Linked DNA regions of Homo sapiens: region 2 is linked to region 1. A link is a loop called in an ENCODE intact Hi-C map of the cell type or tissue named here. Cell type or tissue: PC-3. All regions are shown on one strand. Each heading gives the region's core, and the rest is flanking DNA. Links, peaks and the distances in the headings are about the cores only.

The links. A loop is a pair of places that touch in the nucleus more often than their neighbours do. Peaks named below come from ENCODE experiments on the same cell type or tissue, not always from the same donor. Only the 100,000 strongest peaks of a DNase experiment are listed, where the experiment ranks them.
Region 2: it touches region 1 in a loop (2.8-fold over the local background); 5 of 110 quality-filtered maps call a loop at or near these places.

Annotation. Positions count from the first base shown.
Region 1 is chr3:107,984,502-107,989,889 of GRCh38, forward strand. No RefSeq gene overlaps it. Among named protein-coding and RNA genes, the nearest start is that of CD47, 100 kb to the right of the region's middle. RefSeq lists an enhancer at 1,232-1,291. In PC-3, for the core only: no CTCF peak of the experiment used is centred there; DNase peaks (open chromatin) are centred at 1,160, 2,940 and 4,190; H3K4me3 peaks cover 664 bases; H3K27ac peaks cover 4,148 bases.
Region 2 is chr3:108,128,621-108,134,008 of GRCh38, forward strand. The region is part of intron 1 of LINC01215 (long intergenic non-protein coding RNA 1215); the gene reads left to right. Among named protein-coding and RNA genes, the nearest start is that of LINC01215, 6.3 kb to the left of the region's middle. RefSeq lists an enhancer at 2,435-3,634 and a silencer at 5,303-5,388. In PC-3, for the core only: no CTCF peak of the experiment used is centred there; DNase peaks (open chromatin) are centred at 2,691 and 4,271; H3K4me3 peaks cover 1,000 bases; H3K27ac peaks cover 3,476 bases.

The DNA of each region.
Region 1 (5,388 bases), core at 175-5,174:
CCAGAAGCTCTAGGAATTTTTATATTAATTGCAAAAAGTTCTCAGTCTCTCTGTCTCTGAGCTTCAGCTATCTGAATTTGGCAACATGTGAAAGGTTTTGATACCTCCTCCTTCACTGGCCAGAAGAGAGCAACTTGAAGGCCGAATACAGTCTGAAAAGAATTCCCTATTGTTTAAAAATCATGGCCCTATGATGAACTCTAAGTCATAACATCGATCATTTCTCTAGGATGCAGCTCCCTAAAGATTTTACTGTCTAACTGAGCGAATTGTCAGGGAGATGTTCCCTACACCCCAGTCTTAGAAACTCTGGGTCTGGAGTGATGACAATTCAGCTGATAACACAAATTGCTGTGATGTCCCTTTTGGGTTTTCAGTTTTCTATTTTTTTTTTAAAGCCCATCCATGAAGGTAACCCATGTAGGTCTCTTTCTTGTTAACTTAAAGACCCTACCTAATAGACTTGAGGATTAAATTAAGTTTATCTGTTTTTAATTTTTTCCTCATTTTATAATTCAGATCTATTACAAGAAATTTTAAAAAATCAGTTAGCAAAAAATAAAATCAATAAAAAATTGCCTGCAATTTACCAAGATAATTTTTTGCATATATTCTGCCAGACATTACATATATATGTGTGTATATATGTATATATATATATGTGTATATATGTATATATATGTGTATATATGTATATATATGTGTATATATGTGTATATATATGTGTGTGTATATATATATATATTTAAATGAAAATAGGATCCTACAGTTTGGTAATCCTTTTTCTTTTGTGTAAAGAATAATGTCTGCTTTGGATTAACATTAAACTTGAAAGTGACAATTCTTCAATTTTCCCCATAGTGAATAGATTTTTCTGAAAGTCAGGTAAGAACAAACCAAAAATAAATGCAATAGCTTATAGCATCTCTAGGTTGTGTGCATGTTGCACTTCTTCTCCTCCTCATTTTTATAGTACTGGTAAATGTAGAGATGAGATGACAGGGAAGAAAGGAAACTATACCCTGTCAGGTCATCATGCTACCTCTACCTCTCTCTACACTGGGTCTTGGCTTATTTATTTTTGACCAACAAAGGAGCCTCCTCTGGGTAGCATGACAGGCCTTTTGTAGCTTTGGGATCTTAGGCAGGCACCAGTTAATCATCACATAATAACAGGAAGTGGGTCCTACGGCTGCCTCATGTCGGGCTGTCTCGTTTTCACTCAACTGGGTGTGGTTACGACATGGAAGTGATGACCAGAAGCTCCCACCAGAGTGAGGGGTCCACCCTCTTGATCCCCTGACACAAATACTTCACCCACTTTCTCTGTATGTTGGAGTCCAAGGCTTGACAGACCCTTTTTATTAAATATTTCAGTTATTTTACTGAGTGTTCTCTACCATCATTTTAGGTGGTTTATAGAGGTGAACTTGCTACAACTTCCTACTTCATAATCATCACAATCCATATTAAAAAATATTTCCGCAGCTGTATTGCATGAGACACAGCTTACACATACTTTAAACACTAATATTTTTGGGTAGTTTAAATTGTGACACTCAGACAAATATAAAATGAATAAATGTTATTCATTTATTCATTTTATATTTATATTTATAAATAAGGTTTTATTTATTTGACTCTAGCTAATGAGGAAGCAGTAAGATGTTACAGCTGGTTCCAAGAAGAAGCACATATATATGCAGGAATGCTGAAATGAATAGGTGAAAAACTGATGAATATCCTCAGAGCAATAATCAATTGCATTTCAGCAGACACAATTCACTGCTTTCCTTTCTATGGATAAGAATATTTTGCATGATCAGTTTTCCATAACTTACAGAGTTGTAAAATAGCTCAGAGACAATGAAAGTTAGACATGACCCCTAGACAAGACACTCAGTGATCCTTTTTACCCATTTAAAAATCTTTCATATTTCTAATTGGAGTTTGTGCGCCCCTGCCTTTGCTGCAAGATTCTTTTCAGTGTAGCTATTTGCCATTAAGCAACGTGGACGCAAGCAAGGGAGTAAATAGTACCCAATGGAGAAGCTGCTCTCATGCAAAAGTTTATGGCCACACCCTCTTGATCACCAACTGGTCCCTAAGAGATTGGGAAGAAAAAACAGTAAGAGGCTGGCTTGCTTAAGTGAATTCCCTTAATGCCAGTGAAGTATCTGAGCAACCAATGGGATTCCAGATAACACAGGGAATAGAAGCCTAACTTGTCCCGTCAGATCATCCTGTTCCAAGAACCTCATTTTCATCAGGGTCAGAATCACTTTCGATGGAGTGAAGCTGTGAGGTCAGGTTGCCCTATTAGACTGAGCCAGAGGGTGACTACAGAGTGAAATCAACCAAATTCACACATTTTTTAAAATACACATTTTCTTACAACCTAAACAATTTAAATGTTTAAATCATTCCCATCAGCATCAGCTTCACTGGGATTGTTATTAATACATCTTCCAATTCTACTACTACCATTAAAATAACCTTCAAACAGGCCTGCCAATGCTCAGCTTAAATCATCTTTAAAAACGTATGTTTATAGAACTACCCAGAGTAATGTGTGGTCTCTGGAAACCATCAAGGGGAAGCGTTATGAAATTTTCTATTGTAAGCAGCAGACCAGCTCTCCAAGGGATTTCCCAGACTGCCCGATAAAATCAGGCCTCCTGGACAGGAGGTGAAGTCCTCACAAAGTACAATAGATACTTGTTTTGGCAACAATCCAGATACTCACCATTAATAGCTTCTTCTAAGTCAGTTTGATTATAGCTTGATTGGGAGAAAACACCCTCCCTGTCTACTTTGCCTACATGAAAGGCATGAAAGAGGTGGGGCAGAGGAGAGGCCTTCTATCATTCTCTAAGACCTAGAAATCTACTTTCACCGGAAGGCACAGACTTCACAGAAGAATTGAGCAAGAGCCAGCGTGGAAATATTGGACAGCTTCCCGGCAACTCTTGAGTCAGGTCATTATTGTGCAGTTTCATCACTTTGTTTGAAGGGAATTCCCAGGACTTCAGGCGTATTCAGGTTCATATGTTATGCAGAAATGCATTCCAAAATCAAAAATACGGTTACTGTGATTTGGGACTTTCTACCCCTATACTTCCTGCTATTCACTAATATAATTATGCATGTTTTATAATTAGAGTATGTTAGGATACACATTTGCATCTTGTATGTGGTTGGGAATACATTCTCAAATCTATTTGTGGGCCCAATAAGCCATGTGACCATGGCAAGTTTCCTCATGGCTCTGTATGTCAATGTACTCATCTGTGAGCTAGAGGCAGGGGTACCAGATGGTCTTTCAACTCCCTTTGACTCTACACATACATTTCCATCTACAAACTAAGTCTGAATTCCTTTAGAAAAGGTGTCAAGAGATTTGTGCCTGGCCAAGACCTTGGAGGATGATGGTGTTGCACTTCGTCTAGTTATTCAGGTAAAAGTAATGACTACTTATATATCTTTTTAGGGTCCCTCTGCTAGGGTTAAGCTTCATGAAGCAGACATGACATCTTTCTTGCTCAGCACTGTCTCCCCAGTGCCTAACACAGTGCCTGGCACATGCAAAGCCCTTGGTAATTATATGTTGAATGAATGAAGGTCACCAGGAGCCTGGATTCTTATCTGCTCAACCTAGGTGGTGAAGAAGCCTGGTGAGACTAGGATTGGGAAAGTTCCCCCAGCTGCTCTGACCTTAAAGGCAGAAGAAGACTCCAGACAATGGTGACCACCTTCTGGGGCCTCTTCTAGCAGCTGAGGCTGCAGGATCTGCAATGCCCAATCCCTAAACCTTCCTAGCCATGTCCTCACACTCCAGGACTGACAATATTAACACATCCCCTGCAGCTCTATGCTTGCCTGGGCTCTACCTGCAGAGATGCTGGGTGGGACAACGTATGTCAATGCTTAGGGGATTCCTACATGATTTTGATGCTGCCTCTCACCTCTGCACTTTGAACCAGGCCTGCCAGACCAACTCCAGTTCCACTCACAGTGCTCCACATGCATCGCTGCAGCCCTGGGCACTCTCCTGCCAATCCCGATGCAACTCTGGCAAGTCCAAATCACTGTAAGGATCACTGCAAGGATGCTCAAGACAAGGGAACAAGTGGGGCCTGGAACCGTGCCCAAATTCCCCTCACTAGCAGTGAGCCCTGCCTGGCATAAAGTTTTGCTCAGCAAAAGGAAAGGCAAACACGGAAGGGTGGGGTTAGAAAAAGCCATAATCCAGATGAGTCACTTTTAATACTTTGCATAAAGGCAGCCCTGCCAGAAGCATCTTTTTTTGGTTTTTCTTTTTTAAAAAATTCTAAATAGTTAAGTGTCCAATATATGCTGGTCAGTCAATACATTTTATATAAAAGTGCAGGATTTGAGCATTTATGTAAAGTGCAGAGCTTACTCTGTTTACCACTGCCATGTGTAAGCAGGGCTGGCCCATTCCCCCTTAGTTACACTTAAAATTTCCTCTTCCAGGCTCAACTCAGAGAAGGAGAAGCTGCAAGAAAGCTCTGCTTTCCCCTGCATCTTGGGGCAGCCCTGTTTGCCTCACAGACAGAGAAGAACCGAGCCCTATATGATATTTTCACCTAATACGAAGCTGAACTTTGGTAACAGTATTAAGCTTTACAATGTTCCTTATGGTCTCCACATTTTGTTTCACTCTTTTGAAATCTGTGATCTCCACTAGAGATCTCTAAATATAATATTCAGAATTTGGAATATCAGCAATTGGAGGTCACACTAGCATTGTGATTGAATTGGGGCTGGGTGGCAGAGAGAGAGTTCAGTTGTACTTGGGCAGGCTCTTTGCTTGTCTATAGGGCTTTAAAGTTTCCCAGGACTAAACCATTTGATTAGCATATGATTTTTCCGTAAACATTGTCCACAGATTATGATCAAAAGTAGTGTGCACTTAAACAAAGACCTGTTAGAATGAACACATTTTCTTTCTTTCCTTTGCTGAGTCTTTCCTTAGGCTCACAATCCTAAGTCTTGGGGGATGTTTGACGATGTCAACATCCATTTTCAAATGTCCAGCAACTTCTACATGTCATCCAGATGGGATGAAAATTAACAAAATGCATCTGTTTTGCAAACTGCTGAATGGAAGATTTGTAATTATAAGATATCTGAAGTTTATGGTTTTGTTTTTTTTTTTAATTTACTAAAAGTCTACAGGGAAAGGAAAACATTGAATTTTAAGTGTGTGTGCATGTTGTCTGTGTATGTGTATGTAAATTGTGCAAAGGATAGGGGAGGGCGAAAGAACCAGTGATGGCAGAAAGTGCTTCCCTTTTAATAATAAGAAACAAATGGAGATGATTTGGTCTGGGAAGCCTCACTGTACTTCTGCAAAGTCATTTG
Region 2 (5,388 bases), core at 88-5,087, 140 kb after region 1:
CATGGCGGCAGACAAAGAGAAACCAAGGACCTTCTTCACATAGTGGCAGGAGAGAGAAGAGCCAGTGAGTGAGGAAGTGCCACTCTTTTAAAATTATCAGATCTCATGAGAACTTCCTTACTACCATGAGAACAGCTTGAGGGAAACCTTCCCCATTATCCAATCACTTCCCACTAGGTTCCTACCTTAACACCTGGGGATTACAACTCAAGATGAGATTTGAGTAGGGGCACAAAGCTCAACCATATCAGACAGGGGTGCTGATGTGCCACTTATGAAAGGAGAGGCAGAAGGAAGCAGGATGGAGCTGGGAGTGTCTCAGTCCATGATGTAGATCTGACGAAGTCTTAGCCAATATAATGGAAGTCCCATAGCAAAGACTGCCTGCAAGAGAGTCCCACACTGGATAGAAATGGCCTGGCCTGGCCATGAACCTCCATGCTCAGGCAATGTCTGGGTCTGCCTAGGATGTGCATGGCCTTGGCTTGAAAGTTAAGGTGGATTCTACAGACGGTGTAGCTGGATGCTGTTGGCTAACTGCACATCTTGCAACCCGACAGCAAGTTATTCCTTGAAGGGAAAAGCAAGTGGTGCACCTCATGACTATATATGTTTACATTTTTAAAGACATGACATTTTAATATAATTCCCACTTAAATACTTTAGCTGGCTATTGTTTTCTTTACTATACCCTGACTTTCTAGTTAGTGAACTATAGCCAACATAGAGACCAAATGTCCCAGTTTGAAAATCCTAAATTCCTACCTACAGGGTTGAGAGAAGAGAAGGGATTATGCTAGATTGAGCAATTAAAATTTGATACACTGGATCAGGTCAACTGTTACAAAAACACAGGTGCTGCCAGTCCATTTTTCATATCCCTGGCAGACCTGGCCGATTGATCACAGCACTCTTCCTTATGAGTTGTGTTGTCTGCCTCAAAATTATTTTCAACATTGTGATCCAGACAGCCATTCCCAATCTATCACCATTGGCGCCTAAGATGAAACCAATTTATCATCCCATCACTAGGTAATAGGGGAAAAACACAGGTCTTGGAGCAGGTGTGTGTGCTCAAATGCTTGTGAGGGTGCTAATGAGAGTGTGAGATTGAGGGAGAGGTGATGAAAATACACACTTGAAATTATTTATCAATTAGAAGGTTATGTTTTAATTTTTTAATTAATAAATCTGTTTAAACCCAGAATACCTTTTTCCCAGAGGCAATATTACAAATAAGGATTATATACAAAAGTCAGCATCTAAATCCTTACCTATCTATATATAAGTATTACTGCATTTGCTTTTGGATCCTAACAATAAACTCAGTGCTCATTGACCTTAACAAATAGGGTTTTATTCTTTCTCCCATAAAAAGAAATCTGTAGGTAGGCAACTATCAGCATAGGTTCAGGGTTTTAGCAACAGATCTTTGTGATTCTCTTGCTACTTTCCTTGTAGTTACAGAATGGCTGTTGTTCCAGGCATTGTCTTCAATATTATTTGGAGGTAATTCATCAGGAAATATAAAACTCTCTAAGTAGTCTCCCCCAGAAGAATTCCATGTACATTTCATGGGCCAGACAGGATGACATGACTGTCCCTAGCTTCAAGAAAGATGGGCAAACCACATATTTTATTTTCCAGCCTCTGTGCTGGGAGGCAGCAAGGGAGAAGGGGTTAGACATAGCTTTTAGGTAGCTTGCCAATAGGGAATGGTACTTAGACCTAAAAGATAGCAGTACTAGTTTTCTAGAGGTTAAAATAATACTCGATGTTCTCAAGCATGAGCAGAAATATCCTGCGTTCACTCCTTTACTACTCACTTCCGCTTTCTAATAAAAAGAATTTGATAAATATAATGAGCATCTCAGTATATTTGCCAGGTGAGTGTGGATTCTACACGTTTGTGCTTTAGCAAAATAAATTACTACTTTGAATTTTAATAGACTTATGTCTTAAAATCCAGTCATTGGATAGATTTAAGGTGAAATGCTGTTGATACATTACTATTCATTGTAGGATTAACCCAACAATCCACCACAATTTAAATGAGAATTTAAAAATCAAATTAACAGTGAGTTATAATGAAAGGTAAGAATGGCAGAAATGGAAATCTCCAGCCCACTCATGATAACAACACTCAAAATGTATAGCCTATTTACTAAAAATTACAGAAGTTCCAAACTATCTCCTTGTCTCTAAGTGAGTCACATGCCAGAATTAACAGTTCTTTGGTGCTATGCAATCTTCTTAGTATAGCACAGAATTAAGTCATTGGTAAACTGTAATAATGTGCTAATTTTAGATCATTATGCCATAATGTAGTAATCCTTAGTAAATACTTAGTAAGTTACTAGAAAGTAGCTCTTCATCATATGCAAAAAATAAAACTGAAGACATTGCATGTCATTGGCTTCCAAGAATTGGAGAAAGGAAATTTTAGAGTCAGTTTTTGGTTCATCTATAGGACAGTATGTTGGATCATATTGTAAAGAATTGAGATGCATAGATGAGAGCACTAGTTTGAAATCAACAGCTGGATTTGACTCCATTCCACCTCTGACAACTTAGGACAAGTGTCTTAAGCCCTGCATAGCCCAGTTTCCTCATTATTAGACTGGCAACTACTAACACAGAAACTATTCTACTTACAATATGGTTGTAATTGAATCTGTTTGTTGGAAATTCCAAAGTGACTAAGCTTGCTGTCACAAATGCACTTCCAGGAATAGGAGCATGAATCAGTTTCTCAAAGCTTTTAATAAAAGCTGGTGTTCTTGTTTATGCATGTTCAATGCCATGTCTGCCTAGGTGATAAAATAATGTTTGGTGCATAGAAGGCACTAAAAATATAGCTTTTGAATGAGTGAAGGACATTTTCCCCAAAATTATTGTCATTTGTCATTTGTCTCTGCTGGAAGTCTGTGGGGGCAGATAACTGTTCTTGGGGATCTCCCAAGTGTCCTGAGGAGGTCCTTAGGAGCCACAGCCTGCATTCTCGTCGCCTCGCCCCTCATGTGGATGTGAACCAGACTGGAAGAGGCATCCCTTTGCCTTGAGGCAACAGTTTCAAGAGCAGAGTCTCTTTGGCCAGCTCTTAAACTTCTCCCAAGTTAGCCCTCCCCGGAATGAACAGGAGGCTCCTCTGCCCATCTAGTGTCAAGGTGCCGACTCAAGAAGTCATCCTTTGTCTTCCTCTTCCATTCTCTTGCTGATATTGTCCACGGACACAGGCACAGCACTTTTGTACGTTGCACGATTTGCTCTTTGCCCTTTATAATCATTTCTACTATTGAATAATTCATCCTATATTCGTGTGAAGAGTTCCTCTTTTTCTCATCACTTCCAGTTTTTAAAAATCTCTTCTGTTTCCATGGTAATTGTATATATCAACAAGGACTTTGAACACTCTCCATTTTCTTGGATTTATTGAATCTGATGTGGTTAATAATGCTTGGGAAAACTTCTCAAAAAAAACTCTCACAAACACAGCAAATGCATTGATGGTGAACAGCACAGTTTTTGAGTTCAAAAGGCAGCAGTGTACATTCCATATCATCTGCTGTTACCATGTAGTATGTTCTCACAGGAGAGCTTGGGATTTTATCTGTGAATATCCATAGGTTGAAAGTTGGTAAGCAAAAGAACATCTGTAACTAACCTACTCTTTTTCTGCAGGTTTGTTGTTGGGATAAAAGTTAACGTGCTCTAGTGCACTGTAGCCTATAAAATGTTATCCTTTCTGTGACGCATGCCCCATTTCCACCATGCCATGTGGGGACACAAGGAACAGATCTTTGTCCACAGGAAAAGTGGAAACTCAGAGTTGAATTTCCTCTTCACTCCAAAGCATGACTATGCATGCACACACACACACACACACACACACACACACACACACACGTGCGCGCACACACACACATGCACTCAAACTCCTAAGAGCTGGAGGCAGGGATCCTGGCTCAGAGTTAGAGCTCTCACAACAGGAAGGATAGAGACAAAATTCCTAGTTGCTGATCACTTGCTAACTCTCTTCATTTTCAGAAGAAAACACCTCCTGGCATTTGCTTAATGGAAGGCACCTTTCTAGTCAATCACTTGACAAGTGTTCTGAATTGGATTTTAAAAGGACAGAGGTTGAGATTAGGGTTAGGGATTTTTATTACATCTCAAAGTGCCTGTATAAATTACACAGTGGGGATTTTCAGTTGAAAGCTTTTCCAGTTAATAAACAGGAGACTCATGTATCGGCATTTTTGTAATGCTATAAGAATGGGGAAGTGTAGGTTCTGGCACGTATTCATGTAAACAAAAAGTGAGTGACGAATTTTTACCTTGAGTTTTAGAATCACACTCTTATAAATAATTTACATACAAGGAGAGATCATAGAGATAACCTGTAGAAAAACAGAAAGATGAATTTTTTCCAGCTAAACTTGTCTTGGTGCAGAACTATCTTGGGCATATCAGATTTTATAAAGATACTTTTCCTCTTACATTTCACACTTCACTTTCACTATCCAGAAGCCAAGTGGAGGCATTTTCCCTGATGAGTGGGAGTTGTAAGGACTAGCTCAAGAGTAGAATAGGCTTAGGCAAAACTATAATGTAGGGGAAATCATCCATGTAACCTGAATCCTATTTTAGTGTCTTGAGCCTAAGCCCTATCTTAATCCCCAGAACCCCAAAGTTCTGCAGACAAAAAGTTCCCCATAGAAGTGGCCTCCTGATCTTTAAACAGAGCCATGGGCTTAATCTTCCTTTTGCTGCCATCTAAAATTTAATAATTCTAATATTCATTTCCTCAGGGCCTTAGCTTGTGGACAAGCTAATGTATGCCAACATACCCAGAGTTCTTATGATCTAAAAGTGTTATTCTCCTGGGTAAGTGGTAAGTAGTTTGCATTTCAACAAGGATAAATAAATGCCTTGGTTCAAAAGAATGACAGGGTAGGGTTGTTAAAAATATTACTTCCTCCAGGAAGCTTCTGCCTCCCTCTACCCTCATGGATTAGAAGTTCCCAGGAAGGCTCCTATGTAAAGCATGCTTCTCCTGTCATGGTATTTGGCACCCGTCATTGACAACACTTGTTTAATAAGCTCTGTGGGTACAGCCCCATGTATATTCATACACATATACTGTTGTATTAATTCCCACCACCCGGCTCCCTGATGGAACACTTGAAGGACATTAATAAATACTGTCTGTTGAAGAATGAACAAAGCTAAGGGTTTCAGGGACTCTAGAAAGATAATAGAGTGAGGGAGAGACAAGCAGTATTTGAAGGCCAGATGGCTTTCACTGATGCTTCCTACTTGGTTATTTTATAACTGACAAACCTCTGAAAATGCCACTTAAAAGTAATAGTTTTCAGTATCACTTTA